Linked DNA regions of Homo sapiens: region 2 is linked to region 1. A link is a loop called in an ENCODE intact Hi-C map of the cell type or tissue named here. Cell type or tissue: psoas muscle. All regions are shown on one strand. Links, peaks and the distances in the headings refer to the core of each region. The heading gives the core; the rest is flanking DNA.

Evidence for each region. Peaks named below come from ENCODE experiments on the same cell type or tissue, not always from the same donor. Only the 100,000 strongest peaks of a DNase experiment are listed, where the experiment ranks them.
Region 2: it touches region 1 in a loop (2.0-fold over the local background); 6 of 110 quality-filtered maps call a loop at or near these places.

What each region holds. Positions count from the first base shown.
Region 1 is chr6:156,935,926-156,951,768 of GRCh38, forward strand. The region is part of intron 4 of ARID1B (AT-rich interaction domain 1B); the gene reads left to right. Among named protein-coding and RNA genes, the nearest start is that of MIR4466, 160 kb to the left of the region's middle. RefSeq lists enhancers at 6,106-6,607, 9,308-10,036, 10,037-10,764 and a silencer at 8,530-8,824. In psoas muscle, for the core only: no CTCF peak of the experiment used is centred there; no DNase peak of the experiment used is centred there; H3K27ac peaks cover 3,340 bases.
Region 2 is chr6:156,798,113-156,813,955 of GRCh38, forward strand. The region is part of intron 1 of ARID1B (AT-rich interaction domain 1B); the gene reads left to right. Among named protein-coding and RNA genes, the nearest start is that of MIR4466, 26 kb to the left of the region's middle. RefSeq lists a silencer at 11,169-11,369. In psoas muscle, for the core only: no CTCF peak of the experiment used is centred there; no DNase peak of the experiment used is centred there; H3K4me3 peaks cover 521 bases; H3K27ac peaks cover 1,269 bases.

The DNA.
Region 1 (15,843 bases), core at 5,039-13,038:
AAACTTAAAAGAAATTTGCACTTTGCAAAGGATACAAATGATGAGATAAAATACCTGATAGTAATTTGAATTTCTTCTAGGACTTTCTATTTATGTAATGAGAAATCACCCAAAAGAAGGTAGTTTGAAATTTGAGGCCAGACGCGGTGGCTCACGCCTGTAATCCCAGCTCTTTGGGAGGCCAAGGTGGGCGGATCACTTGAGGTCGGGAGTTCAAGACCAGCCTGACCAACATGGAGAAACCCTATCTCTACTAAAAATACAAAATTAGCCAGGTGTGGTGGTGCCTGCCTGTAATCCCAGCTACTCGGAATGCTGAGGCAGGAGAATCGCTTGAACCCAGGAGGCAGAGGTTGTGGTGAGCCGAGATCACGCCATTGCACTTCAGCCTGGGCAACAAGAGCGAAACTTCATCTCAAAAAAAAAAAAAAAAAAATTGACAAAGCTGTTTATTTCCACCAATAAATAGTATATGGTGATTGGGGTTTCTATTTATAAGAGTAGTGGCTATTATATGGGGTATCATGTTGATGCTCATAAATAGTTCATATCTACTTAATTTGCCTTCTTTTATAGAGAACCTAATTTAAAGGAAGTCTTCTTTATTAACTAAAAGAATAAATCTGCAGGAGGCTGAGGCAGGAGAATCACTTGAACCCAGGAGGCGGAGGTTGCAGTGAGCCGAGATTGCACCACTGCACTCCAGTCTGGGAAACAGAGCGAGACTCCATCTCAAAAAAAAAAAAAAAAAAAAGAATAAATCTATACCAATAAATATTTTTACATTTATTTGAAGAATTGTTGTCATTGCCTAGTTTCTATGGAGAAGGTTTGTTTTAAGATGGGAATTCAGTATAGCCATGATTTTAATTGGAATTTCAACTATGTTTGCATTAACTTAGATTTATTACTTCTAAACATTTGAGAACAGACATTTGTAGTGAATGTTAAACATGACATTTGACATGCGTACCATACCATATACATTTTAATGTATATGCAGATTTAGAGAAGGTAAGTGATGACCACAGGATGTCTACTGTCTTTGAATCTGATGGATATATTTTTGAAACTCTAATTTTTATACCTTTTACTTTTATGTGAGAGAGGGTGAAATCTTATTGTGGTGTTTTTCCCCCCCCCTTTAGTAGTGTTAATGTATTTGTTGTCTAGGTATTTGGTTTTGAAGGAGGGAAATAGGTAATGGATTTTGTGTTGTATGCTGCTAAACTTTCTGTAGCAGATAGTTCGCAGCTTGGTAAGCATGTAGTGTGTACGTGTGTGAGAGAGAGAGAAGGAGAGAGACAGAGGCATGCATGCTGTCGATAAATACTACATTTGCCAAGTATTTGGAAATTAGCTTTTGTGGTTCTATGAAATTTAAATAGATGCATGGGAAGCAGGTAAACAGTGAATTCCACTTTTTTCAGCAGTTTTTTAGTGGTTTTGGAGAGGTTCGACCTTGTAGATTTGTCATTGGCTGATGATTTTGTACTGTGACACAGGTTGGTAAATTTGTCATAAATGGATGCAGATTTTCTGCATAGCTATAAAAATAGTTTGTGGTAAACTGCTTTCTTCATATCTACTCAGAAACTTCAGCATCACTCACTAGTGCGTGCCTTTTGCCATGGATCTGTGTTGGATTGGATGGTTGACATTCAGCTAACTCTACAGTGTTATTAGGGATGGCATGAAGTATTGTAGTTTCAGATAACTGACTGAAGAGTTTGGTCTGGGATAGGAGCTTTTAAGTTGATTGCTGGAAGAGTGGATGAAGGCATTTAGGAGATGAACGAATATAGTCATCAACTGTTTAAATGTTTTCTGAATTGTTCTATTTCTGTCTTGTTATGTATGTATAACAGCTATCTTCCTTAACCTTTATCTTGCCTACTTCCCAAAAGTATTTAAAGTTGTCCATAATGTAAGTTTTTTTTTTAATGAAATACCCCAATTGGTATTTTCTTTCCGTTTTTGTAACTCACAGATAAATAAGATGCTGGTTGACTCAATAGTACTTCAAACACATTTCAATAATCTTTAGAGAGCAGAGTTTCCAGGTTTTATGTTAAGTATGTAGAAGATTCAGTTACTGAATAAAGGACAAACTGTAAGATAACCTGCTACACCTAAAACCCCCAATCTGTTAGGATGAAATTTGGCTGTAGTTAAATGAAATTTATTGCACCACTTTTTTTTTTTTCCACGAGGGCTTTGCATGTGTAAAAACTTTCTGTATGGGGCTTACAAATATTTTAATTTATGTGGATACTTATAATAAGTTGCACACAGCTAAGGTCATTGTGGTTTCAGGGAATGATTTGTTGATACTCTGTTACGGCTCTAATAGTCTGTATTTTACAATGTTACTTTTATTAGATACTGTAGTCCTCTAACTTGGCTGGGTTGATTCTGGAGAGCCCATGAAGCTGTATTTGTTATCACATCTGAATTTGCTGTTGGATCCTTTGTAGATTTACTGTTGTGCTATGGTTTTCCTTTTCAGGTGTCAGGGATATAAATTTTGTCTTTTCACCTACAGTCAATCCATGATATTTGAAACCTGTAGTTTTGTAATTTGGAATTAAGTATATTGTGTTATCTGTACCATTTATGAAATGCAACATAGTGATTCTAATGTGTAATTATTCTGTTCATTTTATGTAATGACGATGACAAGAATGCCTCTCAAGTAGTAATTTCTTAGTCTTTTTGCTTACAGATAGGTTTGTAATGTTTCTGCATGTGATATTTTCTACCTGTATCCTAAGTAGATTTTTCTTTAGCATGTTTGTTACAATGTAACAACTTTGCATTATAAGAAATCAAGGCATTTCCAATATCTTTATGCTACATCTATACTTTGATCCCTCAGCAAGTTGTCCTCACTGTTGTGTGAACCTGTTTTTCTATATTTGCATGCCATTAAATTCTTGATGACCTTCAGTAGGCAATGCAGTTATGTTTTCCAGCTAACTTAGATAGACCTTCACATCATCTGCAGAAGGCAAATGATTGATAAATTAATAACTTGTTCTCTCGTTATCTTGGAGCCATGACCAGTCATATTTACTTTTTGCTTAGTGGACTCAGACCTAAGCACTGAACAAATCCTCCTTAATATCGTCCACTTATTTCTATACCTCTTAGTCGTACAGCATTTCCCTGTTTAGTTGTATTAGTTTATACATCCTTGGTATTACTGTTATTGATAAATCTTAACATTGAAGAGCTCTCTTTCTTAGACTATTATCACTTAAAATTTGAGCACATTTAGCTTTCACGACCTCTAATATTGGTATGAAATAAACCTAGCATTTAAGCTAAAGACACAGTGGAATGTCTAAAAGATGCTGTCAGTTACTTATTTTCTTGTTTCATAAACATTGGATATCCCTCAATTTATATTCCAAGATAGCCCTCAAATATGATTTAATACACTTTTTGTTGAGTGTTCTGTTAAATTTTCACCTCTTGTGGCATTTATTATTTATCCTTTTATTATAGTTATCCTGAACATTGTCTTCGCTCCCCTATTTCACTAGAAGCTTTTCATGGTATTTATTATGTCCTATTCAGTAAATATTTTCCTCAAAAATTTCTATAAAAATTATTTTAAAATAAATTATTTCCTCATTTTCAGAATTTTCTTTTAATTGCTAAGGGATCTGTTAGGTGGCATTGAATGGCTCTCGGGGCACCTGTGCTCTCTGTGCTGGTGCTGCTGAGTGATTAAATGGGTGGATGTCTGCATCGCCAGGTGGGTGTTATTCTTAAAATGATTCTATTTTACCAAGTGACATTTGGATTTACTTTGGTAACCATAGCTTTAGGAAAAGAAGTGGACACTTTGGATAATTAAGCTAAAAATACCCTAAAAGCATTCTGTTCTTAGTAATACATCTTTTTTACTTATAAAAAATTAATTGACAGAAATGGTAATCATAAGTTCAGTAATTATATTACAGATGGGTAGTTAATAAAATATTCGTAAACATGTATAAAGGGAAGTAAACATGAAAAAGGAAAAAGTTTTATTTTCTTATAAAACACTATATAAGCACTTTCTTATAGTGCTTTTCCCTCCAGGGATCTGAAGAGTTGTTAATATTCCTCAGTTTAAAAATAACTAATTTGTTTTATTCTTCAGAGAGGCATGCTGCTAGCTTTGTATTTCAGATAGGAGGTTCATTATTCTGTTTACCTAAGATATAGAATACAATCAGTTTGGAATACAATCAGTTTGGCAGTCATACTCTAAGAGCGTTTGAAAATGGACTGCTTTGTTAGGACTTTGTGAAATATTTCTATAAATATTGGCTGTTCTAGAAGGCTCATCAGGTCATTAAAAACCTCTTTGTGACCCTTTCTTCCTTAAATAGGAAATATCTAAAGAGGTTGGCATGAAAACGGTTTGATCTTTCTGAGTTAACTAAAAATCCCTGAATGTGTTGAATAGTGCTTATGGCACTTTTGTTGAGTTTGCAATTAGACGGAAATATTGGGCTTTAGATAAAACATATGTTTTTTGGCTCTTTGTGAAAGGAAGGAGGTAGTAAATGCTGGTCGTTCTTTGAAATAGAGGGTGTTAAACAGGATATTGGAAGCCTGAAAGAGAATGGTTGGAAAACTTTTATTACCAAGAATATTCTTGGGGCTTGGCTATTAGCCGCAGAGCATGCAGCGTTCTGCCTTTAATTCAAGAAGAATACTCTGTTTGTGTTGGTTTTTGTTTCTTAATCTTTAATGACACTTACGTTGGTTAGTGGCAAAAGGTCATGTGTTTTGGAAGCATGTTTGAATATTGCTGACATTCATATGGATGTTCTAAGCATGTAGATTTGATAATACTGTGAATGATTGGAAACTACCGGGAAAAGCTTTTTAACTGGGTTCAGCTTTTTGCTAGTTCTCAGTCCAACCCAGCTAGAAATGTAAATTGCTAAGACCATCTGAACCTGTGAGCTGGCAGGTTTTGGCAAAAGTTAAAATCTACCAGGTAAGAATTAGGTGTATGGCTATTGAATGAAGTATTTTGAAACCTTTTTATTTGAGGTTGATTTAAATGGTTGTCATTAAAAGGTTAAGAGTGGAGCTGTCTTCCGTTGATTGATCCTTCTCAAATCCTTATGAACATTAAAAAAATTATAAGTTAATGAAGGAAAACCCATATCTGTCATCAGGCTTATCTCAGTGTTCAGGCATGGATGATGCCTGTGTGTTGCTGAAGACTTAAGCTGTTTATTATCAGTATTCTCAAAATGTTATTAGGCTATGTTGAGTTTTAGAGTTTCAGAGAAAATACTTTATAAAATGGAAGCCTCCTGTGCCAGGGAGGAAGAGGAGGTTCTCTGAAGGATGGTGCCCTGTCCCCCAGAACAGCTACAGGCATACCTTATCATCTGCATCGTTTCAAAACCAAAGGTACAGATGCATTTTGATGTCTTGGGGAAGTTTTAAAGGGAACATGCAATACTTCAGCTTCTTAGGATTCATCAAGTTCTTGAACATAATTTTCATCACTGGTCTGTTCTATCTGGAGATATCAGTTATTTTTGGATTAAGATTAAGAGCATTTCAGGACCTTGCTGGAAAACCTGAATTTAGAAAATATGATAGTGACTCTGACAGATGTTTATTTTCCAAAATGGATTATTTCTTTAGGATGTGATATCCTGTGATTTTATTCCCTAGGATATTTTCATGATATTGATAGTCATTTTGAAAATAGAGGATAATGCTTGAACTTGAACAAGGTAGGAAGCAGGAAGGTATGTCTGTCTCCTTCTTTCAAAACAATCTTCCATTTAAATATTTGTTCTGTAAATGAAAATTCAATAAAACCTTAACAGTTTGGAATTCTTCCAGGAAAAAACAGGCTAAATATAATGGAAAGTCTGAATAAATTAATATTGAGAAAGAACTATAGTTTGCTTTTAAATAATTCAGATGTTTGTGTGCAAAGTGTTTCTAAGTTGACATACTCAGTTCCCGTTAAAATAAAATTCTGAATTCGTCATAGCTGAGATATTTGCTTAGTGGTAATGTTTTAATTTTAAGAATTTGTTTAATTTTTTAAAATACATTTCAACTAAGCATGCCCCTGAAAACTTTTTCATATAGTATTCTGAAGATTTCCATTTAAAATATGGGGGAAATGAATTTCAACCCATTTTATAGGAGTGTCAATTAGTTCCTAAAAAATTAATGAAGGAGTATGAAGGAGTACTATAAAAAAATAGACACTAGACAAAATTGGAGATTAAGAGAGGCTGAAGCATAACTGATTTGCAGGATATTGGTTTTGATAATAGAAGGATAAGGATGATCTATAGTTGATAAATGAGGCTCATTAAGTAAGAGATGATAAATGCAGATATTCCTGGCTAATAGAAAAGTCAGCATACAAATTTTGCCATAACAAGTGAGGGATGGGCAGGCTTTGACCAGCTTGCAGCTCTTCCAGTGACCTCTGTGAGGCCACGGAGCTCTTCTGTGGTCTGGATGCCTGGGCCACAGAGGCAGCGTGGACCCCATGGGCCTCAGGCCAGCAGAAGGGGGAGCCAGAGTGGGTCTCAGGGAGTCTAGAGCCACCTAGAGCAGAGCTTACAAGGAGCTCCACAATGGTGCAGAGGCCAGGGCAGGACTGCAGCTCCTGCAAGTGTAACTTTTTATTTTTTATGCTAAAAAGAAAAAAAAAAAAACACATGACTCTAATGTTCTGAGGTCCCTCTTCTCACCCTAGCCTGCACTTCTGGTTTTGGCATGGCAGTGCCTGCCATGTTGGGCTAGATGCCACCATCTTCACCCACCCATCCTCCTCCTCCTATTGCTTCTCCTGGGCATTGGGATCTGCTGCCTCCAGCTCCTGCAGGCAATGGCCAGTGTGAGGCGTTGAATGCATTCTACTTTATATTATCCAAGTTAGGTGGGAAATAGCTTTTAATTTACAGATTTTCACTTCGCAGGTAACTCTGAAGGCACACATCTGTTTTATATAACAAGGGATATATAACCAGCAGGAGCTCATAGTAGCATTTGTAGACTGGTTATTTGCTTTTATGTTTCTTTGGGACTGGAAGTAACAATTTTTAATGTTAACTGTCAGTTTAGGAGAGGAAATAAATACATGTAGAGAAGGTTCTACCTGAGCCAAAATTTCCCATTCTTCCCTCACAATGTAGGATTTTAGAGGTGTCTCTCTTGTTTTCTCATCTTTTTCTTTTGCCTTCTCTAAATTGTTGTAAAATAACTGAATGGTCTTGTTTTCCTTTGTTTGGGTCAAGAAATTTTAGCGGAAAATTGTTACTGTGTGAAAGAAGATTATTGACTCAACAAGCCTTCAATTTTCCGTGAATAACACTCCCACCCCCTAGCTTCAGGAACATGCCGTGCGTGCATTCTATTTTAAAATATAGACTGTAATTTAAAACAGGCATTTTGATGCCCCACTGAACTTTGTTTAAGCCTGGAATAAAAGAGGAGAAAAAAGCTGTAAGCCACAAAAAAGTGACTAAGCTTTCTCAACTACTTTTCTTCATAATGCATTCTTTAAAAAAAAAAAAAAAGCATGTTGGTACGATTGTCTCTTTCCACAGGACCGAAATTGTACCCAATTTTAGATCATGGTGTGCACATCTTTCTACTTGGTTCGTGATTGAGATACCATTTACATTTTTCAGTGCACAGGTTTGTATTTGTTGCTGTCTGTATGCATGCATCTGTGCATATGGTACGTGTTCATTGCATGTGAGAATATTCTAAAATTACGTATATCATTTTTAGCACTCACTTACTAATAGCTAATTTTTTAGAGCTCTTGATTTAACCTGATTATTAGACTGAAATGAAATAAATATTTAACTACAATTTTATTTACCATCGGGTCATTGTAAAAATTGTGATTTGAAAGTAGTTTATATTACTTGCCTTTTTTCCTCCTCACAAAAATGAAAATAAACAGCTTATAATGACTTGTATGGAAGAAACAATTGCTTTACTGTTTTTATAAAATAATATGTTTTGGCTGGGAGACCTATTCTAATCGCCACACTGAATGCCAACAGGGCAGACTCTCAGCTAAGGTTCTGGCCTTGAGCAATACACGTCATTTCTCAGAGCTTCTGTTTCTTTGAAAAATGAGTAAGTTAGATTTAGGAAACTCTAGCACCTTCTAGCTCCAAAATTTTACATTAAAAGCCATCTTTGTTAGTGTATGAGAAAAAGCACTGATAAAAACGGGCCCTTTGCATTTGGGAAAAAGTCAGTGGAGTGAGTAAAGTGCGGGTACATTGAAATCTTCAGAAACGGCTCCTGTGTGCTGCTTGGTGGCCTCTCTTCCATTCTCCGATGCCATTTGCTTTTGTAGCAGGGACACTTGAACTTATTGAGGGATTTGGGGTTGCCTTACTGAGTATATAATCTTACTATGCAGGCCATTGGAGAGCCGCAGACCTTCCTGTGGTCTCCCTCTTCTTGTTCATCCTAGAGATTCCAGAGGTCCTCCTTCCTCTCCTGTATGATCAGTTTGGGAGCCGTGATGTCGTTGCATATAGGGAAGTCTAGGGAAAAGGAAAAAACTTCATGGGAAAGGGAAGGGGGAGGCAGAACAACCAACCAGCCAACCAAATAAATGAAAAAGCTGCAGGACGCCGAAATCTTTGTAATGCAAAGGCTAATGCCAACCGGATGGTTTTCTGAACCAAGTTGATCATGTGGCAGTTGCTTTTCATTTCTTGGTGGGGGAAGGAAGGCCCTAAGGGCATGTATCTGAGGCCTCCCTTCACCTCCAAACCTCAGGTTTACATTTGTTATACTAAAAAGTCATTCATAAACACACTATGCTTTTTAAACCGAGATTGACATGAATGGAAGTAGTAGCAACCCAGAGACATGAAAAACCACTGTTCGTCTTTAATGAAACCCAAGCTGTTTTCCTGGAGAATGCCTCCTGCATCCCCTGCAAGCTTTTTCTTCTTCTTCTTCTTTTTCTTTTCCTTTTTTTTTTTTTTTGAGACGGAGTCTCGCTGTGTCGCCCAGGCTGGAGTGTAGTGGCTCGATCTCGGCTCACTGCAACCTCTGCCTCCCAGGTTCCTGCCATTCTCCTGCCTCAGCCTCCCGAGTAGCTGGGACTACAGGCACTTGCCACCAAGTCGGGCTAATTTTTTTGTATATTTTTTTTTTTTTTTAGTAGAGACGGGGTTTCACCATGTTAGCCAGGATGGTCTTGATCTCCTGACCTTGTGATCCGCCCGCCTCTGCCACCCAAAGTACTGGGATGACCGGTGTGAGCCCCCGCATCCGGCTTTTTTTTTTTTTTTTTTTTTTTTTTTTTTTTTTTGTGAGTGTTTAGAGCTCACTGGTTTTGATCTGGGTAGAGTGGTGTGTTACAGTTCTCATTTTTACTTGTTTTCTCACTGCTCTTTCTGTCAGAGCACAAAATGGTATGCACTGAGGCAGTGGCAGAAGCCATGTCCGCTCCTCAGGCAGATGTCCTCTCTAAAGCAGGCCACAGTGAGCCTGGGGACCACCGAGTGTGCTGCGGCCTCCTGGCACCTGTGCCTGCAGATTCTTTCCTGTTTTTAGAATTTCCTGACTTGCGTAGGTAGGGATCTCCCTGAGTCTTTCTTTTCCCCATGGGCATGGGTGGTTGAGCTGTGCAGTGAGTCAGTCCACACCTGGGGAAAATGTGTAGTTGGTCTTTTGGAATTATGCTGTACCCGGAAAAAGTTTGGCTTTAGAATGGTAATATGACACTTCATTCATTGGACACTATTTTTGAAAGTCTGGTTGTATATAAATGAAAATAGTGTCTGGGCATGGTGGCCCAGCACTTTGGAAAGCCATGAGTGGGCAGATTTCTTGAGCCTAGGAGCTTGAGACCGGCCTGGCCAACATGGTGAAACCCCATCTTCACTAAAAATACAAAAATTACCTGGGTGTGGTAGGGCATGCCTGTGGTCTGAACTACTTTGTGAGGCCGATGTGGGAGGATGGCTTGAGCCTGAGAGATGGAGGCTGCAGTGAGCAGTGATCACGTCACTGTACTCCAGCCTGGGCAACAGAGCAAGACCCTGTCTCAACAACGACAAAGGTGAAAATATTAGTTAATGGACACTAGAAACTGCTAGTAAAAGAAGAATAATGGGCCAGGCGTGGTGGCTCATGCCTTTAATCCCAGCACTTCAGGAGGCCAAGGCGGGCAGACCACTTGAGGTCAGGAGTTCAAGACCAGCCTGGCCAACATGGTGAAACCCCGTCTCTACTAAAAATACGAAAAAAAAAAAAAAAAATGTTCGCCGGGCATGGCAGTGCACGCCTGTTATCCCAGCTGCTCGGGAGGCTGAGGCAAGAGAATTGCTTGAACCTGGGAGGTGGAGGTTGCCGTGAGCCGAGATTGTGCCATTGCACTCCAGTCTGGGCGACAGAGTGAGACTCCATCTCAAAAAATAAAAAATAAATAATAAATAAATAAATAAATATGCCCATTAGTGAGTGTCCAAGATAGAGGTGTGTGAATTTTAAAGACAGGGCTTCCTGACATCTATGTGCCTGCCTAAAGCCCACTCCATTCTTCTATAGTATTTCGAAAGTCTAGAGCTTTCAGGTTACTAAGCGCATTGTAACGCCCTTTTAACATATGCAAAACTTCATTTTCGAAATGCTGTCATGACCCTGGAGCAGGGACACAACTTGAGAGTGTTAGCTCAGCGATGCTGTGAAATTGTGGTGGCAGTGGGAGTGCAGAGGAAGAAAATTGTTGGAATAGAGGGAGGGAGGGAGGGAAGGAGGATAGATGCTTTTGAGGTTTTTAATCTGTGTGACCAGGATGTGTTGGTGGCGTTGCTGACAAACACAGGGAAACGGTGGTGGGAAGAGAAAGGAATGCCCAGAGATTTTTATGAGAGTAAAGCAAGTCCTGAATAACTGCTCAAATCCTGTAACATCTAAAAGGAAGCAACTCACTCATCTTTGCTACTAAAGCCTTATTTCTTATATAGTTCTTTATAGAAGTAAAACATTGTCATAAATTAGAATTGATGTTGAAATATTGATGGCATTGGCTATAACTTTGCATTTCATTTAAATTTTTGGAGATGATTTGAAGGGTATTGTAGCAGACTGTGTATAAACAACTCCACACATCATCCCAGAGTGTCTCTAACTGTAACTGGGACTAGGGCAAGAGCACAGTCCCAAGATAAAAATTGAAACTCTGTAGTTCAGTTGGGACTCAGGCTAGTCTTATTTTCTTTGCTTTTAGGATAGTGCAGTAAATTTCTATCCAAATAGGTTCCTTTCCTTGGGTAAAGACAAGTTACTTTGTATTTCTTTGTTTGATATATACTTTTGAATGATTTGGGCTACATTCTTACTTTAGTTCATTTTGGAGGAATATTTCTTAGTTTAATTTGTCTCATTATTAATTCCTCCTTCTCTGAAACTTTTTGGGGATATAGGTATGTATGGCATAGTCTACAAATTTAATGCCTTTACTTGTTTTTTTCTTTTTTGCAGATGTAGGGCGTGTGAGTATGGGGCGATGGTGCAGGGAACCTTGCTTTAACATGCTATTTTGAAAGATATCCCCTTTTATTTTGTAGAAATGGGTTACCACGTTGAGCACCAGGAGTTTCTTGTACATTTGGATCCTAGCAGAGGAAATGGGACTTTAGAAAGATTACTCTGAACTCTGAAGGGCTAATTTAAAAAAAAAAAAAAAATCAAGCCCCTCCCCCTATTTTTTCTTCATTTTTAAAAAGGCCTGTCATTTTACTCCAGGAAATGACAAAGAAAAGAGCAAAGGTTTTGCTTTAGGGATGAAGGGAAAAACTTTTGGCTTAATTTGTTTAAAAAATTCTTTTTGTATAAGCTAAAGATGAAACATATTACAGTTGCCAAGGGCAATTAATGAAACAAGAAAAATTAAAATTAATGATTTCTTAACATGCATGTATTTTTATATATTTAATTTGATTTGGATTATTTTTGAGCTGTAATTTCCAGCTACGAAAACAGAGACTCCAGAATGGCAGGACAGCTGAACAGTGGTGGAATAGTGGTCTGTCTGGAGCTTGTTCCAGTCATGACAGCAGCTCCTTCAGGCACCTGCTCCTGAGCATGGTGCCACCATGGTGTCCTGTGAGCTTTTTCAAAGCTAAAACAGTCTCTCCTTTTAAATAAAAAAACTATTTTGCTAATTTTGATTAAAGTTAGGGGTATTCTTGAATAAATACAAATGTGGTCAAATTTCCCCAAATGTGTTTGCTTTTCATAGTTGCTGCATTTATTTATTTATTTCTATTTAATATGTTTTTGAGACAGAGTCTTGCTCTGTCACCTACGCTGGAGTGCAAGGGCATGATCATAGCCTTGAACGCCTAGACTCAGCCTCCCACCTCAGCCTCTCGAGTAGCTGGAACTATAGGCGTGTGCCACCACGCCTGGCTAATTTTTAAATTTCTTATAGAGATGGGGGGGCAGTGGGTGGTGGGGGTGGAGGGTGTCTCACTCTGTTGCCAGGCTGGTGTTGAACTCCTGGCCTCATGTGGTCCTCCCACCTCTGCCGCCCGCCCAAGTGCTGGAATTGCAGATGTGAGCCACAGTGCCCAGCCCCATAGTTGCTGCATTTATGCCTTTCTTTAGCCAGCATGCCTAAATGTTGACATCCTCAATTAAGACACAGTATCTTGTCTTTTCCACATCTCAATGATGCAGAAAAATTCAGTTATGTTTAGTAATCATTTATTGTGTCTAATGTCTAAGATTTTATATTAGATGTAAAGAAAAATAAATAAAAAATCAAATTATTTCACTGGCTTATTAATGTCTGTTCTTTCCCATAACACATTCAGGAATAAGAAAAGAAATCCTCAACAGAAAATATCTACTTTTGGGATACTGGTTACTGAAAATACTTTAACATCTTTTTTCATTTTATCTTCAGAGAACCACGTACCTATAGTTGCAGAATTCATACTTTCAGCACATATAATTTCACAGAAGTGTTTTGCCATCTTGTGGAAGTCTTGACTATTTGAAAGTTTAAGAGCAGCAATGGCTATGACACAACTGTGGTCAGAGCTTTTTATACAAGACATTCAGGTGGCATTGAGTCACGTCTTATCAGTGCTGGTGATTTCAGAGGAAGAGAACACTGCCTTCCAAGTCTCCCAACCCTTTTGTGAACACCTGGTGTAGAAGAGTAATGTTTATGCTGGCTTTCTTGAGTGGCTTCATGAGGATTTTATTATTTTTACTACTTTTTTTGCTGACTTAATTGGCATTTTCTATGTTTTATAGGGATAAAAACATCTTTCATATAATTCTGGCCTGTTTTAGGGGTATCAGATATATATATCTAAATATGCACGTTGTTGTTTGACAAAGAACATTTCACACCTAATTGAGCTTTTCAGCCGGGATACTCCACCTAGAGTACTTTGCACATACATGAGATCTAAGGTTCATAAACCACTTTGGCAGTGCCTGCCACATTCACAAGTGTCCACTGAATGTCAATTTCTTGCCTTTTCTTTGCCCTCCTCCTTTTGTGAAATGATATTTGGCTTCCAGGGCCTGTCAGGGCTGCCGGTGCACCACACTTCCCTGAGATTCAGCATTCCTTTCCTATGAGCAAGGAACTGGAACAGGCGGCTGACTCTTGTCTAAATCAGATCCCCAGGACTCCTAGCCTGTGACTTCATTGCTGAACCCCAATGCTGCAGTACTCTTTGGATGCAGAGAATGTTGGTGTAAATGCCACTGAGGTTCTTCTGCATCCATTTTATTTCATGTTCCTCAGTTTTATATTTTTTATATTTTATCAGTTTTACCCTGCACAGAAGAACATAAAGAAGAGAAAACTACATTAATAAACCTTGTGTTTTTAAGAATTTCCCCAGTATTACGCTGCCATTTTTGGTTTGTTGAGCTACCAAAAACTAAACTATGGGGACGAGTGAAGATGAAGGGGTGAAATCCTCTAGGTTTTAATACATTTTAATTAATTATTCCTAACAAGTGAATTATTTCTAACTTGTGAATTATTTCTAACTCCTTAGGAATAATTATAGGTGTATAGTTTGGACAATTAAAATATGTTGATAATTCGGAAATGTGATGTTAGTGACTAGTGTTAGACTAATCTGCACCCCAGCTTTATCCTCAGAGTCGGTTGGTAGCATAGTGGCTGCAGTGATTGGGGTTCACCCTCCCTTGCTCATTTCAGCTCATGGTATTACTAGTGAGTAGCAAGATCACCTAAAAGAAGGCAAAAGCAAAGGCATAGGTACAGATCTACTTGGTTTGCAGCAAATCTGCTTTAGGCAAACTCCTTACATTGCTCAAAGAGTTTTCAGAGTTTTGGTACAAACACCATATAACCGTAATAGGAGCAACCAGCCATGAAGGATAACACAGGTCTTTAGTGGAAGACCAAAGATGGTGAATCAGGTAGTATCACTAAATGCACTTTTAAGTCAAATACTTAATGTTGAAACTTTATTTAAAATATTATATAGGTTTGTGTATATATATGGGGATGTAAGAGAAAGGGACATGCCTAAATAATTACGTTAATATAGGAAATATACCTTTTTCAATTCTGCCTTCTTCCATCGCAGTTGATTAGATGACATTAAATGAATATGTTGTTGTGGGCCAGGTGGTATTTTGCGGGGGGGTAACAACCTGAAAGTTGTCCTGGTTTTTTAGCGCTGCTCTTTCCGAGTCTTATTTATTGAAGTTTAAACTATTCATAAGATCTAGTGGTAACTGCTGTAAAGGTAACTGGGGAAGTTATAGAGGAAATGACTATGACTTTACCGTTGCAAATAGATTAATGCACTTTACTTTTCCCCAACATTTTTATTGACTGTCCTGTCATATCCCTTCTTAAATCATACTTACTGTTACCAGTTTTACCTTTGAATTTACCTACAAACCTAATTTCTCATTAAAACAATAAAAATGTATGAAGTATAATATAATTGATGCAATTTTAGCCTCCCTAATGAATTTTTTAAAATACTCTGGTATTTTAATATAAAGTATTACCCAGATACTCTATAACTTAATGATCAAAATTTAAGAATTAATTTCTTTATAAAAGTGTTTAAAAATAGCTTGGATGAGGTATTCTTTCAACATGTATCCCTGAAAATTATAAATAAATGGTTATTTTTAAATATACCAGTGGCCACTTTTAACTGAAAGAGTCCTGGTGTGACAGAATGTTTCATATCCTATGATGTTTTTATATAGAATTTATAACCCTTGTGCTTCCAGAAAGGATTTGAGCTGACTTACAGTAAAACGTTTGTATAAACAAAGACTGCTCCAAGCGGATTACAAATTCTTAAAAAAGTTTGAAAAAGAGAGAAGCAAACAAACCATGATAATGCAGTTACTGATGAATAATGATTAAATTTAAGGCTACATTCCTGACTAGCAAAGTAAAGGGGAAAAATTGGGATTACCTAATTATTAAAGTAAAACACTTCATTTATTTTCTTTCTTTTTCTTTTTTTTTTGAAATGGAGTCTCGCTCTGTCATCCAGGCTGGAGTGCAGTGGTGCCATCTCGGCTCACTGCAAGCTCCACCTCCTGGGTTTACGCCATTCTTCTGCCTCAGCCTCCTGAGTAGCTGGGACTACAGGCGCCCGCCACCACGCCCAACTAATTTTTTGTGTTTTTAGTAGAGATGGGGTTTCACTGTATTAGCCAGGATGGTCTCAATCTCCTGACCTCGTGATCCGCCCGCCTCAGCCTTCCAAAGTGTTGGGATTACAGGTGTGAGCCACCGCACCTGGCCAACACTTCATTTCTTAAGAAAGGAAT
Region 2 (15,843 bases), core at 2,765-10,764, 140 kb before region 1:
GCTGGAAGAGGAGCGGGGTGTTTGATGTGTTGTTCTTTTGCTGGAAGAGGGTGGAGCGCCTGCGCCTGCCGCTCTGCTTTCTCTGCTGGGTGCTGTGCTGGTCGCTCCCTCCTGGGGCCCCTGCATGTCCACCCATCCTTCCTCCTCTCCGGTGGGCCTGGAGCTGCTCAGGGGAAGGCGGGAGCACGCCTGGCTCTTTGTGGCCCAGTGCCTGGGGTCGTGCCTGGCATGCGGTGGGGCTCAGATTATGCTGGTGGTGGTGATAGAGTTCCCTTAGCACTCCTAGGTGACAGGCTTTCCCCTCTGCATTTCACAGATTCTAAGGTAACGTACAACGAAGGGTGCATGCGCTTTGGCCAAGGCCATGTTACATGATGGTACCAGGAGTCAGCCCTGAGGCAGATGAACTCCAAAGCCTGTGCTGCCCTCGCTCCTTGTTGAGGGTGGAGAATATTTCACTACCTTTGTAGACTGAGGGGAAGATTATTTACAAATATTTCCAGAAGATTAGTTTTGTAATATATTGAACTACCAGTATATTTTGGATGCCTTTGATCTCTTTGGTAAACTGGATTGTCACCTTGATGTAGTGAGTCAGCTGGCTTGGTGGAGGCATCTCTGAGTGTCTGGAGAAACTTCATAGAGATTATTGCATTTGGGGAGTTAGTTTTGGTCATTGCCACTTGTGTGGCGAAAATCTTGGGTTAAAGCATGGTCAGCATGAGTAAATGTTGTTAATTGTACATTTTCTCTTTACCCCCTCTGAAACCTTATGTTTGAGAGCTGTCATTCAGGATTGGATACTAAAAAACTTGGCAGTTGTGAAATAGTTTTCTCTCTGTGTGTATAGGTTATTCTCTGATGTTAAAATGGCTAATGCTGCACAGGTGTGTATTTCCTACCATATATTTATAAAAAAACCACTCTTTAAATTTCAACTCGTGTACATGTCCCATCTCAAGTCTCAAGTATTACAGACTGTAGGTCAGATTCCCTCATGATATGTGGAACCTCAAAGGGAAATCAATTGTTTTGCTGTTGTAGTGAAATACTAAGTATTGAATAATTAATAATATAAAATAATTCATCAAATAATTTCTAGGTGCCAAGCACTGTGCTAAGAACTCTATATGCATTTTCTGTGAGGTAGGTTCTATTACTGTACTCATTTGAGGCACACATCTAGCGAGTGGCACAGCTGCAGTTTGCACTCAGGCATTCTGACCCCATTGCCTTTTCATATATGCTGTATTGCCTCTCAGGAGGGACTGGAATGAGTAGAGTTGGACAAGTGGTCTGAATTTACATTGTGAAAGGTGGCGTTATGATAGATTTTTTTTATTGCTTGCTTGCGCATTCACATCAGTTGATATATATATATTTGGACACGGAGTCTTGCTCTGTTGCACAGGCTGGAGTGCAGTGGTGCTATCTCCTCACTGCATCCTCAGCTTCCCAGGTTCAAGCGATTCTCCTGCCTCAGCCTCCCTTGTAGCTGGGATTACAGATGTGCACCACCATGCCTGGGTAATATTTGTATTTTTTAGTACAGATGGGGTTTCACCATGTTGGCAAGGCTGGTCTCGAACTCGTGACCTCAAGTGATCTGCCCGCCTCAGACTCCCAAAGTGTGAGGATTACAGGCATGAGCCACCACACCCGGCCTCAAATCATTTGATATTCTATGAAGATACTGGAAAAGCTGATGAAAGATCTTCCTTTCCCTCCAAGAGGATACCATTTGGTTAGAGAGACCTGTGAAACAGAATCATTGAAGAAGCTGCGCAGTAATAAGACTCCCAGCCAGCAGGTGAAATGAGTTTTCTTGTTTTCGGGGTCCTAGGTGACATGGCTCTAAGGTGCCCACCCGGAACCCTCACCCCCACCCCTGCCATGGAAAACACTTTTATTATACACATCCCTCCTGTCCCACCAGTTACAAAGCAGATTTGAACTGAAGCGTATTTCTTCTTTTGATGAGAATGTGAAAGGGGATCTTTGTACTTGGTTAGTTTTCATTACAATTCCCCTTTCCTAAAGAGAAAACTCAGAATCAGGATGCATTTCATGTGTCTGAAGAACCTTTTTCCAACATAAAACCTTTTCAGCATTAAAAGTATACTCTGAAATGGCTCTGTTCAGTATGGCAGCCATCAGCTTTGTGTGGCTATTTAAATTAAAATTAATTAAAATTAGGTTGGGTGTGGTGGGTCACCCCTGTAATCCAACACTTTGGGAGGCCGAGGCGGGTGGATCATCTAAGGTCAGGAGTTCAAGACCAGCCTGACCAACATGGTAAAACCTCGTCTCTACTAAAAATGCAAAAATTAGCCAGGCTTGGTGGCAGGCACCTGTAATCCCAGCTATTTGGGAGGTTGAATGAGGAGAACCTCTTGAACCCTGGAGGTGAAGGTTGCAGTGACCTGAGATTGTACCACCGCACTTCAACCTGGGTGACAGAGCAATACTCCATCTCAAAAGAAAAAAAAGCAAATAAAATAAATTAAAATTAGGCTGGGCATGGTGGCTCATACCTGTAATTCCAGCATTTTGGGAGGCTGAGGCGGGAGCATCACTTGAGCCCAGGAGTTTGAGACCAGCTTGGGCAACATAGTAAGACCCCGTCTCTACAAAAAATTAAAAAATTAGCCAGGCATGGTGGTGTGTGCCTGTAGTCCCAGCTACCTGGGAGGCTGAGGTGGAGGATCACCTGAGCTCAGGAGTTCGAGGTTGTAGTGAGCCACTGCACTCTGGCCTGGGAGATAGAGAAAGACCGTGTCTCTTAAAAAAAAAATTAATTAAATGAAATTAGTTAATGTCTGCAGTGGCATTAGCCACATTGTATGTGCTCAGCAGCACAATCTGTTGTCAGTAGCTGTCTGTCATAAGTTGCAAAATAGATCTAGAACATTCTCATCACTGTAGAAAGCTCTCTGGGACAGTGTTCTAGAGACTCTTGAGTTGCATCTTGTAGTATTTATAACAATTTAAACCTACTAGTACTGTGCCTGGCTCTTAGCAAGTGTAGAATGTGAGCTACTTGAATTTTGGATGGCTGTCAGTAGGGTAGGATCTTGAATAATCTTTTTTTTTTTTTTTTTTTTTTGAGGCGGAGTCTCGCTCTGTTGCCCACTCTGGAGTGCAGTGGTGCAATCTCGGCTCACTGCAACCTCTGCCTCCCGGTTTCAAGCAATTCTCTGCCTCAGCCTTCTGAGTAGCTAGGATTATAGGTGCCCGCCACCAGGTCTGGGTAATTTTTTGTATTTTTAGTAGGGACGGGGTTTCATCATCTTGGCTGGGCTGGTCTTGAAACTCCTGACTTCATGATCACCCACCTCGCCCTCCCAAAGTGCTGGGATTACAGGTGTGAGCCACCGCACCCGGCCTCATCATTGTTTTTGAAACTATCTTTGATAGTACAAATGTATTGCAGTTATCTAAACTTTAAAAATAATGAAAAACCATTAAAACCACATTATAAACAAGGAAAGATTTTTTCCTCTGCTTGAAGCATCTATCCAGGTTCTGCCATATTGTCTAAGGATGGTAAGAGCAGGGTGGGGTCTGTGTTTTTGCTTTTTTTTTAGTAGTAGAGAAAAGGCTGTTTGGAACCAAACATGTGGAAGGCTGTTTTACTTCACTTTGTTTTATATCCACTGAAAATAAATGTAAGTTTAGTTAGTGTTTTTTTTCTTCCACGATGTTTGAAGGAAAGTCCTTGATTTCTGTCTGTGTTGCAGTTTGAACTTTAACCTGTGGCCTGGTAGTTGAAATGGATTGTGCATTTTGGTGTGGAAAAAAAATCGAATTGCTTTCTCGAAATTGACTAAAATGTTTTAACTCTTCATAGCAAATGAGGCGTGAAACAAATTGTCAAAAGCATGGAGACAAAATTATTGCAGTACTGAATGTTTAACTGGTTGGTGCTGTTCTATCGAAGGTGTGAGCCAAGCAGATAAATGTGTAAACGGCACCTTTCTCCTTCTCTCCTACCCAATTTTTCACAGCTTGTCTTCACGAGGAGACCTCCATCTATGTCAGAAAAATCACAGCCCTTCTGAAAGTGTTAGATTATAGTGTTGCTATGAGGAATAATTAGGAAGTCCTGTAGGCTATGGATTAGAAGAAATAAACTTCCTGTTTGCAAACATTTTATTTCACATCATCATTAGATGAAGCAAAAATACATTTTTTAGTGTCTCTGAAAGCTTGATGATATGTAAAGGATGTTAGTTATTTATGTTCATATTCTTTCGTATTCATTCATTGTGTTTCATTCTACTTGGAATATTTTACCCTTCTTTTTAGGATTTAGTAGTTTGAATAATAATGCTTAACCTGAAAAATAATAAAATATTTAAATCATATACTTTTTAGTTTTAAAATATCAAATGTTAATTTAAGGAATGTCCAGAGGTTTAATAAGGAGGACTTCAAATTTTTGACTGTTCCTTCACTTTTCTTTTTGAAGCTTCTATTTAGGTTCTTAGGTTAGGATTTCTCAAGATCCCCACCTATTAGATGGCTACAGCTCTCCTAGCCCCTGGGGCTTTGATTTCTAATGTAGGTCATTGAATGGCCAAAACAGATGTGCCATACAGAGTGCAAAGCTTTTAAATAAGGAGAAAGATTATGTATTGGCATTGTTTTTTTGTGGCTAAGTATAAGTTGAGGGTTATTGTTTATATTTCTAAGTATTTTTAGCATCTCATAAGCAAAGAGGTGGATGAATATATGTGTACATATGTGTTTATGAGTATGTAGCTGTGTGTTATTTGTGTATGTACACAATATGTTTCACAGTTTTATTATAACTACAAATATGAAAAACAATTAAAGCGTGATCCTTATGCTAATGCAGCTGATTATACTTTTGCATGTTTCCATGTAGTTTTTATTTCTGATGGGTGTATGTGTGAGTATAAACATTTTTTTTCTGTCCTCCCAACCTATTTTGTTTTTTTTTAAATTACTGCTATAGCGATAGGTATATGTAAAGAGTATAGGAAATTGATTATACAACTTCCAAGCAACGATGTTTTCTTTTTATCAGATTGACTCTAGTATGCAGAGATGATGGAATTTTCGTGCATGTGGTCTTGTACATTTATTAAGCCTTTTCAATGAAGATTTAAGAGCCAACATTTTATTTATGAAATTCAGTCCACATTTATAATGTTGTATAATAGAAATGTATGTACATTTCCTGTGATTTTTCAGTATAGAAGAATAATGGATCTTGCAAAGATTGTAGTTGCTGTTACTTACCTTTTTAAGAGAGAACCAAAATATTTTCCTTTCCTTTCCTTTCGTTTCAGTGTTCTCTAAGCTGTGTGTCTATCTATAAATCTTTATCCATCCACCATCTTCCTCCCTCTGTACTTACCTGTCTTAAACTTACCTAGACTTACCTTTGCCTTCGTTTTGCATTTATGATTTTTCCCTCCTTTCTCTTCAAGTGAATGCTTTATTTTTGTTTTCATGGTGTGTTTTTTTCTTGCTTTCATTTTATCTTTTTCTCTTTTTTTTTTTTTTAAATTCCTTTTTTGATCTAGTTCTTCCTGCCCCTCCACAGCTGCCCACATTGAGTGGGTTAGTTGTAAGTGTCCCATTCCACATCCTGTCTTGGGTGGGCTTTCCTGTAAGATTTTTCCTGGGTGTCTGTTATTACCTTTTTTTCCAATACATATTAAAACAATTGGCCATTTTTCATCATGTTTAGGAAACACTTAGCCTTGTTTTCCTCATCTGCAAAATAGGGATGATGAAACGTAATTTACGTGGTTGCTAAGAGAGCTAAATTAGTTGAGGTGTGTAAAGCATATAGCTTTACATCCAATGTGAAATAAGTGTTCATTAAATGTTAGTGGCAGAGGTAATAGTAGTTGTAACGTTGAATTGCCTGGTATGATGGAGAATGTTTCTAAAGAACACCCCTCAAGGCTGGGCATGGTGGCTCACTCCTGTAATCCCAGCACTTTGGGAGGCTGAGACTGGCTGATCAGTTGAGGTCAGGAGTTCGAGACTAGCCTGGACAACATGGTGAAACCCCATCTCTACCAGAAAATACAAAAATTAGCTGGGTGTGGTGGTGCACGCCTGTAGTTCCAGCTTCTTGGGAGGATGAGGCAGGAGAATCACTTGAACCTGGAAGCGGAGGTTGCAGTGAACTGAGATTGCACCACTGCACACCAGCCTGGGTGACAGAGCAAGACTCCGTCTCAAAAAAAAAGCAAAAAAAAAAACACCCCTCAATTTTGGATTACATTGATAATTAGGGGCCAGATCATAAAGAGAGCTTTATTTACTGTATTAGTTTGTTCTTACACTGCTATCAAGATATACCTGAGACTGGGTAATTTATAAAGGAAAGAGGTTTAGTTGACTCATAGTTCTGCATGGCTGGGGAGGCCTCAGGAAACTTAGAATCATGGTAGAAGGCACCTCTTCACAGGGTGGCAGGGGAGAGAATGAGTGCCCAGCGAAGGGGGAAGCCCCTTATAAAACCATCAGATTTCGTGAGAACTAACACAATCACGAGAACAGCCTGGAGGAAGCCATCCCCATGATTCAATCACCTCCCACCAAGTCCCTCCTACAACACATGGGGATTATGGGAACTATAATTCCAGATAAGATTTGAGTGGGGACAAGCCTAATCATATCAACGTATCATGAAAAGATTACATTTTATTCCAGGGGTCATAGAAACCATTGAAGAATTTTACTACTAAGAGAGATGTGATCTGATTGGCAAAAAAAAAAAAAAAAAAAAAAGAAATTGGCCCTTTTTGTGTCTTAATGTTCCTATTTCACCCACCCTTAAAATATAAAATTTAAAGATTAGGCAGTATTACTAATGGCCAGTACTTATAAAGTGACATGTAAATAGGACAAGAGTTTAACAAATGTAAACATCTCACTAAATTTTAGTACTTCACTTACCAACCCTTGGATGTTTAGCTAATAATTGCTAATTATAACTATGCATTTGTTTGCTTATACTACTCTGGCAGGAACAGGCCTCTCTCAGCTTACTCAGTAGGCCAAGTTAGAGATTCTGGGTTGGGCCCTAGTTTTTCAGGGATGTAGTATTGGCTCATTGGATTTAAATCTTAGGGAAAATCTGGTGGAGACACTTTGCCTCCACCTGCAGCCTGCTGTGCTGGATGTGTAGTGAGGGAATGAGACAGGATAGGCCCGAGAGTAAAGTGGTCTGTTTGAATCCCCAGTTCTGCCACTCATTTTTTGTAAAATGGGAATAATGATAATATCTAAGTTCTGGGGTTATTTTGAGGATTAAATGAGGTCGCATGTTTAAAGCATATAGGATGTTGTCCGAGTGTCAGCTTTTATTGTTACCATTACTATTCTTGAGGAAACCTAGCAGGTTTACACTTCACCAAGGAAGGGCAGCTATTGGTTTGCCTATAGGAGTATGCTCTCTCTGCTCTCAGAGGGCCTACAAGAAAATTTTTTTTCTATCCAAATGTCACCTTTGCTTTTATTTTCTTTCCTTTCCATACACGGAAGAAAAAATAGGAAAAAGAATTACATATACTTTGCAACTTTTTAATTATTTATTTAATTTTATTTTTTTTTAGAGACAGTGGAGTGCAGTGGCACCATTGTAACTCACTGCAGCGTGTAACTCCTGGGCTTAGGTGATCCTCCCATCTCAGCCTCCTAAGTAGCTGGAATCACAGATGCGCACTGCCACAACCAGCTAATTTTTAAATTTTTTTGTGGAGATGGAGTCTCGCTGTGTTGCCTAAACTGGTCTCAGAGTCCTGGCCTCAAGTGATCCTCCTGCCTTGGCCTCCTGATGTGTTGGGATTACAGGTGTGAGCCACTGTGCCCAGCCACATTTTTCAGCTTTGAAACCCTGTAATGTGAGTTCCCCCTCACTCCAGTTAGAAAGCTCATTTCTAATTTCCGTATTGGCCACTTTTTCTGTGTCACATTCACTAAATTAGGTTTAATGGTGGGTCCCAAAATCATAACCATAAACCTTGTTGAGGTTCTGTTTTCTTGTCCATAAAATGGGGATTAAGTGAATTGCTGGAAGGGTGCGTTGCCCAGGTCCTCAATAAGTGATAAACTCACGTTCAGCACATTCAACAAACTTTTAAAGGTTTTTAAATAAAAAAAGCAAAGGCTTATGGTCTTTGGAAGGTTCTTTTAGTTTCTCAAGTTGGGACCCCATGCCTTACCGTGCCACTGAGTTGAAGAACAGGTTCTACCTCTGGCTTTCAGAACCTCCTTAGAGCTGGTTTGGAGGTGTTCCTGCTCTCTACGTGTCCTTTCTTCTAAAAACACATTTCACAAAAATACATTTCACAGACTTTACTGTATCATATTTTCAACCAGAGTTTAAATGGGGATTGTTTGGTTTTGCTTAATAATACTACTTTACAGATGATTTAATAATTTCCAAAGTGCTTTTCTTATCTAGTCCTCACAGTAATCTTGCGAGGTTTGGTTAATATCCCTGTTTCGTGTGTGCTGAAGCAGAAGCACAGTGACTTGGCTAAGGACACGACTTTATTTCAAACCAGGTTTTGTGACCCAAATCTGAGCTTTTGCACCTCACACTGTTGCTGTGGTGTGTTACAGTGATTCTTTAGCTTAGAGACACGTTTGGATCAGGGGGTCAGCAAACTTTTCCTACGAAGGGCCACATAGTAAATAATTCAGGTTTTCTGGGCCAGATGATGTTTGTTTCAACTACTCAGCTCCGCTGAGGCAGTGCTGAAGTGTCCATAGACAATCCGTAAATGAACGTGGGAGGAGGCTGCGTGCCAGAAAAGCTATGGATGCTGAAATTGAATTTCATGTAATTTTACATGTCTTAAAATATTCTTTTGATTTCTTTCCCCCAACCATTTAAAAATGTAAAACATATTCTTAGCTTATGGGTCCTACAAAAACCAAGCGGTGGACCAGATTTGTCTGGAGGACCGCAGCTTGCCAACCCCTGGACAGCGTGCGTTTTTCCATTTCCAGTTCCGTCCAAGTATTGTGCACCCCCCCACGCCCCACCCAGTGAAGCATCTTTGTTTGCACAACTCTTTATTCTCTAGCATCTCAGCTAACAGGAAGCTGGGAGAAAGTTCAGATCTATGGAGTGGAAGAGCCCAGGGTGAAGGGAGCCAGCGGATCACGTGGTGTCGGAAACGCCTTAAGCAAGAAGCTTGCATGTCAGAAACCAAGCTCAGGGTTCTCTGTTGTGTTTTGGTTTTTACTGCCCGCCATCTAGTTGAGTTTCTTCATGTTCTAGGAGCTCTGTCAGTTCTTTAATTTCCCCCCACTAGAGTTTTGAGGTTTTTTCTTAAGGTTTTTTTTTTTTTGAAAAAGAGAGTTACAGACATGTAGTGCATTAGTATAGTTTGATTATTAAAAGATTCAAACGCTGGCAAAAACGTGTATGTTGAATATTTAAACTCTCATTTACTGCTTCCCCTTCCCAGAAGTATATGCTCTTAAGTTAAATGTGTCTTTTAGTTGATTTTAAAATACTGCATGTGAACATAGACAATTATATAAATATAAACATCTGTATATAAGATGATATTGTACGTGTTCTCTGACCTTTTCCTTACAGAAAGTTCCTTGGATCACACCACAGTGGTTCGACTTTTTGCTTTGGGTAATTTGTTGTGTGAGCAAGAGAGGTTCTCAGTTGTCTAAGCAGTCACTGAACAGTGAAAAAACACAATATCATTTTTTTTGCTGTGGACTGTGGAATCATTTTAGAATGTCACCCTCTTTTGAGGCAGTTGGCAGGATTTGCCCGGAAGGATCAGGATAGGGTCTTTGGGTCTGAGTCCTGCGTGACTTCCTTTTCTGACAGCCTCAGATGCAGTCCTAGACTCCCGTGTCATTGAGCGCTGTCCATAACATCTTACCATGAGTGTGCTATAAAAATACAACCTCTTCATTGTTAAGCCGTGTTACTGTTGAGGCTTTAACCCTATTGTATCCCAAAGCAGAAGCAGAGGTAGATATTTCAAAGTAATTGGATTTAGTAATTGAAATTTCAAAAGTAATTGAGAGATGAGAGCGTTTCCTATTTGGAAGACATCAGCTGGATTTTATTTTATTTTTCCCGAAGTTATTTGCATTCTGTCTTGTTAGCTTTAGAAATAAGAACAGGGAAAACAGAAAGGAGAACATGTAGTGGTATAATGTAGATCTTAAAATACTTCAGAGTTCTCATTCTTTTTTTGGTATGGTACTCAATAGGTATTCTAGTCAAATGTAGGCTATGACTTTGTAAATAATCTCTCTTGAAAAAAGGGAGCCTTCATTGTGTTCTTGGCAGCCTATCACGTGGTGCTCTTGTGAGTGTGGGCTCCAGCCTACATTGACCGTGAACCAGAGCAGCCCTGTTACTAAAGTCAATGCTTGTAATTCTCTTACAGTCCTCATACCACAGATTTCCTTGCAATCATACTTTTTTCTTTCATTCTCTTTTTTACCTGTTTTGTTTTCAGTCTCAGCTAAAATTGAATATATATAAGTGTACTAACTCTCTATAAAGAAGTCTTTTTCTAATCTACATGCCACTATGAAAATTGAAAATAAAAACATTATCTGTATTGTTTAATAAGGATTTATTCATTAGTTGTGCACATTCTTTATTTGTTCATTTGGTTTTAAAATATCAATGCTCTTATTTTTACTTGATGAAAGGAGAGAAACTTCTTTTAACGAATGTTTTTAGAGGCACTAAAATCCTTGATTAAAAACAGTGTTAAGGATTTGTATTTCATTGTGCTTTGGGAGAAATGTCTTAAGATTTGTACACACGAGTTTGTTTTATCTGTGTGACTCTAATTAAAGTTAATCAAAGTCACATGGCTTAGCAAATCACTGAAGTTTCTTTTTGGAGGTTTTTATTCATTTTAGTAATTTGATTTGTTGATTTGCTATTAATCTTTTAAAAGTAAAACATCAATAACCTAATTTTATAAAGTATCAGGTGTCTTTTTTTTGGCCTACTTTACGTTACTTACTCTGTACTTTCAAGCAGGCACATAAAGGCTCAGTCTGTTTCAGCTCTGTGCACTGCTGAGCAGTGTCTTACCATGACTGACCTCCTGATTAAGAGGAAGTTAGCACGTGAGAGCCACATTGAGTCTGCTGGCCTTAGCTTCATGTGCTATGTGAGAGATGTGGTCATTTTGTACACAGGATGTTATAATGGGATATTGACATTTTACGGATCCAGCATCCTGTGTATAAATTAAGCTTTCTTTTTAAGAAGACATTTTACAGTTGTAAAATTCTCGCCTATTTGAATTTTGAGATCTTGATGAAACATAATCCCTGGAGTGCTCTTCCACTGTTGCAGTGTAATCTTTCCATATGATATCTGATTTAGTTGGAAGCAACTTAGTAATTATGCATGCTTAAAGGAAGCAACTTAATAAACAGGATTTTAGAGAAACCCAGTCAGAATTGTAAAATGGTACTGCTGAATCAATTGCATTACATAGAATTACTGGGTTAGATGTAGGTTTGAGATAAGTGGGCAGACCTGAGGCTCCTGTACCACCACCATTGTCAAGAGCATGTGAAGATTTGCCTTTTTCAAAGAAAAAAAAAAAAAAAAAAAAAGGACTCCCTTTCCCTTGGTTCGTTCAAAAATGATTCAAAAGTAGCCTTCTCAAGTCTGGTGGCTGAGGGCCACCAGAAAGTGGAGCGGGCCTTGGTTCTGACATGGGCTTAGCATGGTAGGCTAGGTAAAGTCAGCTCTGTGGAGGTGGGCACAGTTTGTCATGTGGTCAGGTGGCATGCAGAGGACAAAAAGATGCAGCTCTGAACTTGAGGATTTAAGCAATCATCTGGGAAATCAGCACAGCATGTGGCTGAGGAATCAGATTCAGGAGGGAGGTGAAGACTGTCAGGTGCAGCAGGCCCCATGTGTGACCTCTGCTGCTTTACATGTGAAATATAGGAAGGGGAAAAATAACTATTGAAAATCATTTCTGTTCCTTGTCAGCTTATACACATGTACTATTAAATAGTCACAGTTTAAACTACTTATTTTCAGTTCACTATTTTGTACACATTGTCCTATATTGGTATTATTGCTAGCATTTCTGCAATTTTTTGAGTTAGAATTTAGGGTGACCTCTCAAGAATATTTTGTCATACTGATTCCATCTACAGATATACGTTGTGGTAGGTTCTGGTTATAAAAGTGTAAATGGTAACAGCTGCCATTTACCAAAGATCCACCTGCCAGCCTGCCTGCTTTATAGATGAGGGGATTGAGGCCTGGGAGGTTGAGGAACTTGCCTCAGCTCCTGGAGCTGCGTTGGATTCCTGCTCTCATTCTGTCTTCCTTGTAAAGCGAGAGGGGTGTTCTCCTTTGGTTTGTAAACTCTCTTGCTATTTCACAGCCTCTGGTGTCCAGAAGACACATAAACAGACAATGGCAACCAAACCTTCTAAATTTTAGAACACAGGTTTCCTCAGGGGTCTCTGATCTCTTGATCATTTTCATTTTGCCTGGTGGTTTCAAGACAAACTTGATATAGAAGGTGATCCTTGAGTCAAGGCCTGAAAGATGAGGAATCAGCCCCCAATAACTTCTGGAATCGTGTGTCTTCAGGCTTCTGGAGAATGTGAGAGCACCAACACCAATATTTTGCACAGCAGCAGGTCTTATGTGGGAGGGGCAAGAGTGAGGAAGAGCTATATGAAATGTGTATTATTTGTATTAGCTTGTGGATTAGTTTGCTGTTGCTGCATAACACATTGAGTGGCTTAAAAGAACACACATCGATTATGTCAGTTTCTGGAGGTTAGGAGTCCAGGCATGGCTTAGCTGCCATACTCTGCTTGGGGTCGTAGAGGCTGTAATCCAGGTGTCAGCCGGGCTGCATTCTCATCTAGAGGCTTGACTGGGGAAGGCCGCCTCAGACTGTTGGCAGAATTTATTTCCTGGTGGCTGTAGAATTCATATCTGCCTGCTTCTTCAATGCCACCAGCAGAGAGAGAATCTGTAACTTCTGGGAAGGCCTGGACCCTCTTTTAAAGGGCTCACCAGATTATGTCAAGCCCATCCAGGCCACTGTTTTAACTTAATGTCATGTGATTAAGGAGGGGCTTTAATTATATCGGCAAAGTCTCTTCCTTTGCTATATTTTCTTAGTTAGATGCCAGTCACAGGTCTTACCCGTACTCAAGAGGAGAGGATTACACAGAAGTGTGGATACGAGGGGCATAAATCCCATGGATTTATTTTAGAATTCTGCCAACTACAGGTTGTGTGTTATAATTCATAAAAATAGCAGTGGTTTCTGTTGGTCTGTTTATGCTGCCATGACAAAATGCCAGACAGAATTTCTCCCTCTCAGTTCTGGAGGCTGGCAGTCCGAGATCAAGGTGCTGGCAAGGTAGTTTTCATTCTGAGGCCTCTTCCCTGGGCTTTTAGGTAGCTGCCACCTCTCTGTGTGCCCACATGGTCTTTCTGAGCATGTGCAGGGGGAGAGAGAGGATGCAAGAGCCTGTGCATGCCTGTACCAGAAGCCTGGTCTCTCTTCTTATAAGGACAGCAGTCCTGTCAGATTAGAACCCATGCTCATGGCCTCTTTTAACCTTCATTACCTCTTCATAGACGCTAGTCCCAAATACAATCACATTGGACATTAGGGTTTTGATGTAGGAATTTTGGTGGGGGACACAATTCATTCTGTAGCAGGCTAAGAAAGTCTTCTAGTTACATTCTGCTTATCTCAAGGGATATCAGTTGGGGTATATATATAGATGCCTTCCCCAAAAAGCATCATGACCCTTATATTATAATATGACCTTGGGCAAATTACCTACTCTAGGAGATGATTTCCTTCAACTAAAATAGTGGTTGGCAACATTAACTACTTTGCAGGATTTTTGTTCGCATTGGTTGTGCTGTGTGTAAATCACCTATAGTGTGCCGAGGGCACAGGAGGTGCTCATTAAATGTTGTCTGTTGTTGCTGTATTTGTGCCTTGATATTTCTGCATCTCTCTCTCTCTCTTATTTGAAACAGGGTCTTCCTTTGTCGCTCAGGCTGGTGTGTGGTGGCATGATCACAGCTCATTGCAGCCTCAACCTCCCAGGCTCAAGTGATCCTCTGTCCTCAGCCTCATGAGTAGCTGGGACTACAGGCATGTGCCACCACACCTGGCTAATTTTTGTATTTTTTGGTTTTGCTATGTTGCCCAGGCTGATTTCTTTTTTTAATTATTATCTACCTTAAATGAAGAATTCCCCATGAATCCTTCCATTTCTTCAAGAAAGAAGTGGTTACTCTCCCCTGAACTCATAGGACAGTGGCATTTATAAGCCTCTGTCCTATAGTATTTATAAGCTTATTTTTGCAGTGTATTATTTGTATACATCTTTTGTTTCTTCTGTTTCTTAAAGTCAAGGACCTTCTTATACCTCTGCTTATCTTTTTCATAGTGCCTTGTACATTAATATTTTTTCAGTTTAAACAATGTTGAATGAACAAATAAATGAATGGGCATGGCCTCTGAGGTAATGTGTTTCCTCTTTCATCTAAATCTTTGTTTCTCAATCCTTTCTAACTCATGCCTTCTTTTGAAAATGTAAGTTTCCTTACACCCCTTCCACCTTTCAGTATCTCCTCCCAAAAGACCAGGCCCGCAGCCCCCATCTCCCTTGATGGGACAAGCTCGACTTTTCCTACAGATCCTCAACAGTTGAGATTATTTTATCAAGCTCCACTTTCATGTGGTATGTTATAAAAAAAAAAAAAAAAGCTTTCCTCCTTTCTTTTCCAAATAGAAAATTATAATCCTGGGTGTGTGTGTGTGTGTGTGTGTGTGTGTGTGTGTGTGTGTGTGTATGTATATACATACGTATGTATATACATATATATACACATACGTATGTATATACATATATATATACACATACGTATGTATATACATATATATATACACACATACGTATGTATATACATACATATATATATATTTTTTTTTTTTTTGAGACGGAGTCTCGCACTGTTGCCAGGCTGGAGTGCAGTGACACCATCTTGGCTCACTGCAACCTCTGCCACCCAGGTTGAAGCAATTCTCCTGACTCAGCCTCCCGAGTAGCTACAACTGTAGGCGCATGCTGCCACGCCCTGCTAATTTTTTTTTTTTTTTTGTATTTTAGTAGAGATGGGGCTTCACCATGTTGCCCAGGCTGGTCTCGAACTCCTGAGCTAGGCAATCTGCCTGCCTTGGCCTCCCAAAGTGCTAGGATTACAGGCGCGAGCCATTGCGCTCAGGCTATCCTGGGTGTGTATTTTAACCGGACCCTCCTTGTAACCCTCGTTCTTATTTATGTAGCATTCATTCATTTTCACCCTTGAGAATTACTGCTCTAAACAATTTCTGATATACTGTAGAATCCTGTTACAGGAAGTAGTGAAGTTAGAATTAAGTGTTCAGGTGCGGTGTTGTGTCTCCACTACCTTTGCACATGTGTAAGAGAATATTCTGTCTTCCCTTTATATGATTCTTTTTAAATGACAGGGTTAAACTGATATGCATTTGAATTTGTCGAACCCTGTTCTCCAAAATGATTCCAGTTTGTGTCACTTAAGGAGTGACCCTAGACATATATTAGGCTTTCATAAGACCTTTCTCTCCAGAGCTTACAGCGCTTTGCAGACATTACCTTATCAATACTTAGGGCATCCTTGTGAGCCAAGCAAGAACTGGGAGCTGTTGCTGTTTTTTTTGCAGTGGAATAGCACGAGAAGTTCAGGAGGGGCCTGCCCTCCAGACCCCATCTCAAGGATGTGTGCGCTGGTCAGACCCTGCCTTCATG